Regions from separate parts of the Mus musculus genome. Here region 1 is linked to region 2. The links are chromatin loops, found by intact Hi-C in ENCODE. Cell type or tissue: left cerebral cortex. All regions are shown on one strand.

The links. Peaks named below come from ENCODE experiments on the same cell type or tissue, not always from the same donor. Only the 100,000 strongest peaks of a DNase experiment are listed, where the experiment ranks them.
Region 1: a loop joins it to region 2, with 2.6 times the contacts of the local background. A loop is called at or near these places in 3 of 42 quality-filtered maps.

What each region holds. Positions count from the first base shown.
Region 1 is chr4:24,544,073-24,546,572 of GRCm38, forward strand. All of the region lies in intron 13 of Mms22l (MMS22-like, DNA repair protein), which reads left to right. Among named protein-coding and RNA genes, the nearest start is that of Mms22l, 49 kb to the left of the region's middle. In left cerebral cortex, a CTCF peak has its summit at 1,011 (motif pointing left); a DNase peak (open chromatin) is centred at 984; H3K4me3 peaks cover 455 bases; H3K27ac peaks cover 396 bases.
Region 2 is chr4:24,248,262-24,250,761 of GRCm38, forward strand. The region is part of intron 1 of Gm27243 (a long non-coding RNA gene); the gene reads right to left. Among named protein-coding and RNA genes, the nearest start is that of Gm27243, 180 kb to the right of the region's middle. In left cerebral cortex, a CTCF peak has its summit at 1,498 (motif pointing right); a DNase peak (open chromatin) is centred at 1,499.

The DNA.
Region 1 (2,500 bases), 300 kb after region 2:
ATCTACCTGGCTGGGCTTACTGTGTTCTTTTATCACTCCAAAGCTGTGGTCTTTAACACGTATTTTACAGAGAACATACAAGCACACATTTTATTCTGGCATATTGGGTTACTTTTGCCACCATATTGTTTATAAGGAATATCCTTATCTTTGTTGTCTTCCTGGTAAAGAAGAATGAGTAGTTGCTCTCTTAAATTTTATTTATTAACATTTTAGCAAAATTGAGAACAAGTAGGGAGTGAAACTAGCATTTGAAACTCTTAATTTCAATTGTTTCTTCCTTACCTTACAAGATACATATTTTTCTCTCTTTAGGATGTCTCTTGTCAGATTTAAGGCTTATTTAAAATGAAAAGAAAGCTGGAGCAATTTTCTTTATTCCATTTCAGTCTCCTAAGGCCTATTTCCCCCTGGTGAGCTCATAGCAACAGGGGGGTTTAAGGGAATTCAGCTTTCTGCAAATTAATGTCTCACATCATGAAAATTCAGGACTTTTTTTTTTTTATCTTGAAAAGTAATACAGTGAGTGCGAGTATTATTTCTTGCCAGCGGGTGGAAGATGAATGATTTTGTCACAGTTTTACTGCTTGATGAGCAGTGTCCTGAGGGTCAGGCTTAAGTCTGTGTCACTATGCTGCTCATTACTCTTGAGCTAAATAAGGGCTGATTGGATCTAAATTGCCTAGCACATGGGCCACAGATGAGCTCAGTGAGCAGGGGATGACCTGCTATTCAGTCTGGGAGTAACCCCGGTGTGCAAATGCAGCATTAGAACACCGTGGGAGAATGAGAGGCTACCGGCTGCTGCCAGCAAAAGAAATCGAAATGTAAAAACTCTTTGATGCTGTGATGTTAGAATTTGAAATGTAGGAAGTGACAGGTTGATGGTACTTATCAGCTTTGGCTGGATTAGAGAACAGTGTCATCTTGCTTATATAATGACAGAAGAATGAAGCGAGCAGCTAACTACTGTGCAGAGCAGAGCCACTGCTGTTGCCACAGGCAGGCATTGCTGCCTCCTACTGGCAGTTTTCCTGGAAACCAGGACAGTATAATGAAGAGAAAGCTTCCACTCCTGATTTTCAGAAATCTGCTGGTGTGCTTTTTAAGGTGGTAAAAAGCTGCTAGTAGAAGAGTATCAAAAACGGGGTGGAGAGGAGACTTAAAGTCTACTGGATACAGTAAAAGCATCAACCTGGGGAAATTGGTTGTTCTAGAGTAGTCTAGTGAATCAAGGGTTTATAAAAGGAAAGTACTCAAAATATAGGGCAGAAATCCCTCTTGCATTCACCCTAAAATATTGTTCTTTCAGGAGACCTGGGGTGGGTGGGTTGATTTTGTATTTTTTATCAATAACAGCACTTTACTAACAAATAATCCTTGGAATCTTACAGAGTACTAAGCACAGCATTAACTCAGTTTGAAATATACCTGATAAGGATTCAAAGTAAAAAAAAAAAAAATCCTCTGATTATGTAGCGTATGATGCATAAATTTATCTCTTAGGAAGGGACGGTACAGAAGACAAATGCCTCTTCTATAAGCCAAATGGTCTAAACAGCAAAACCATCAAAATCTCATACAGTGCTGCCTTCTTTAACTTTACTTCTTCAGGTGTGACTTAAAAAAACATCATTATCAGACTCAAGTTTCGTGTATTGATCCAGGAAACTGAGACTAAACTGGAAAAGCTACCTGTCACATAGGAGTTACTCTCCCTGTTTTGTTGGAGGCTATCATACTTTTCTAGTTCATTTGCATTTTAACCCAACTAGATCAAATATAACCAAATTAGTGGCTTTTAAATATACACGACCATTGACAGCTTCTAATATCAATGGCATTTTTTGGTATCATAATTATTGTGTGTGAGCGTGCGTGCGCGCACGCGCACACGCACTCGGACCTGCATATCCGTGCGGGTATGTGTATAGCCCTGAAATCATGTACTTACAAGCACCACTAAACAGACAAACCTGGTGTTATTTGTGTATTTATGTGTTTAAATCTGCATGTAGCAATATTACAGAAAAATGAGGCCATGAATTTGAAAGGGATGGAGAATCATATTACATGCTGTAGGGAGAGGACATGGGGGGGGGTTGAGGATGAACGAGAAGAGCCCATTGCTTTTTGTGAAAGTTAATGCTTTGTTTGATTTTCCAAATAAAGATGCAAAGGTGTGTGGAAAGTATTTTGTATCTAGGCATGCTCTTTCTACTGTGTAGTTACTATGTCACTCCCGGGGTGTCATTCATAAAGCATTGCAGATAAGACTTTGACATTCACTGACTTTGTTTGGGGAAGTTTTTTTTTTTTTTCCTAACATATTTTAAAATATAGGACCTTATGTGTACCTTTAAAATATTACTGGGAGCCACAATTTAATTAAACTCAAGGCTTATGTATATGCTTATATAGCTATATACATCTTATAATTTTTATTACTACATAGAAAGCATAAAGGAAAAACTTAAATTAATCTTTTAGTTTGTTTATA
Region 2 (2,500 bases):
TGCTTGGAAAGGGCAGGGCAGATGCTGTTCAGATTTCCCTATTTGGTCCTGCCAAGTCCTTCATTCTGTATCTCAAATACCCAGTCTATTTAAAACTCAGTGTCTCTTAATAGAGATTACTAATCAAGCCGATTTATGTGGTAGTTTAGGAGGTACAGTCATTCTTTTTTTTTTTTTTTTTTTTGTCATGTTGTTTCTAAAGAAACTTTAAGGCTTACAAAAGCCACAGATTGACAGCTCCACAAAATGGAAATTCACAGAACAGAAGTGTCACATACTAGGGGGATATGGCCTCCCCTTATGCTAACCTGCCAATTCGTAGTTCCAACCTGCAAGGGTCTGCCACCAAATTCAAGAGATTATTCAGTCCTTGTGCATGCTCACTCCTTTGCCAGGAAGGGGGCCAATTAGTTCTAGCTACACTGGTCATTTCACTTCTGCCTTTATTTTTTTTCTATTAGGAGCATTTTCTCTCCATAATTTGGATGATTTTGGCCCCCAGTTCTTTGGCAGGATACTATGAAATGGCTGTCAATCACTTTAAACTGCAGCCTAATGTGAAGGCGAGCCGGAGGCGAGAAGTTCAGTCATTAGCTATTGAAACCATTCAGTTCCCCATTGTACAGGGGCTTGTGCTGCTCAGAGAAACAAAATTATAGTAACAATAATGTTAAGAATTGAAGATCATATTGCAAATGTTCCTTAAAAATAACATTCAGCTCATTAGTCAGTCTGGTTAGCCTCTACTTCTAATCTTAAAAAAAAAAAAAAAGCAATGAATATTTTTTGAATATTCATAGAATATTTCAGAAAAGTTTTACATGATTTAAAATATTTCATGTTAGTCCTGACAGATTCTATTTGTTTGATATTTTGAGAAGATAAATTCTCAGTAGTTCTAATAAAAGTGCGATGTTTAAAAAAATCGAAGATATATATATATATATGCATATATATCTAAGGATTCTTAAGCTAATTAAGATATTCCATACAAACATCATGCCAGTGGTGCTAACACTGGAGCTCAAAAAGGGAGTGTGCAAGTGGAAGTAAGTTGATGTGAATACGTTCAAACTCCCATCATGTGCAGCACATGTTAAAGCAGAGTTTAACCATTCCCTGCCCTCTGGTCTCTTTTCTTTTCTGTAAAGGAAATAGAGAGAAACAGAGTCTTAGATGCCTTAAGGAAGGATTGGATATTGTGGAGGCGGAAGGATTTCATGCAAGGGAGGAAAGATCTGGAGAACAGACTTCTATTGATGAAATTTCCTTGGCCGCTATGTCTTGTGTACACACTTGGCACCAGGCTAGTGTGACAGGCATAGCTAAAATAAACATTAAGCCTTACAACAACAGTCAAGCAATATGATATAAAATTTAAGAGTGTGATACTTCGTTAAAATAATGTACATGTGAAGAAACCACATTTATTTGCACCAACTACAGAAAGTTCCAAGCTGCATTTCCTATTTAGGATCCCACGACTTAAGTTCCCTGTAGTCCACCTCTAGAGGGCAGTAAAGCAGGCGAGAGCTTGTTCTAGGAAGCTGACAAGGTGCATACTTAAATATGAGGAGCTCTTTCTTTCTTTCTTTCTTTCTTTCTCTCTCTCTCTCTCTCTCTCTCTCTCTCTCTCTCTCTCTCTCTCTTTCTCTTTAACTAATTGAATTTGCTTTTTTGACAATTTCTTATTTGTACATAGCATTTTTCTTATACCAAGCAATATTTAAAACAGTATTTTCAAGGATTTACTGAGATGCTTATCTGCAAATATCCTCAAAAGAGTTGATTCATAGAGCAAAGCCTTCCAACTTTTTGTGATATGTTGTATCATAAATATAGTGAACAACACTTTTAAAGCAATATTCAGAAAGTACGTGGGAAATCTGAGGGCAAGCCCCCTCTGAAGTACAGATACATGTTAATATAACATTTTAAAACATTCAAAGCTCAATATTGCCCATATTTACAGAAATGCCTTTATACTTAAATAAATTACTAGTAATCACTGAGAGTATCAATGTACAAAAAATAAAACTGAAATTATTTTGGTTATGTATTTGGATTGCATTTATACATAAGAAGTTTTTATTGAGTAATTTCAGTCTTTGCAAAGTTGCAAAAAATATCATTCTATGCACTCTTCCCAGGCCCGTTAATGTCAACAAATATCTGATGCCTGATCCTATATACTTACTAATATCAGGAATTTATACATTTGTATGGTAGTATTAACAAATTTACAGATCTTTTCAATGTCTCCACCTCTCCAATGAATCTCTCTGTTCCACAACCCAATCCAGTGTCTCACTTTGTGTTTACCTGGCATTTGCTCCTTTGCTCTTTCCACAGCAATCCTTCCATGACCCATTGTATATCATCTAGAGAAACTCTTGAAGATGTGAATCCTGATAGGAATTACATAAGCCACATCATACCACAACACAACAAATCAAGGGCTTGTGTTAGAAATACTTTGTTAACTGTGATCACTTTTTCA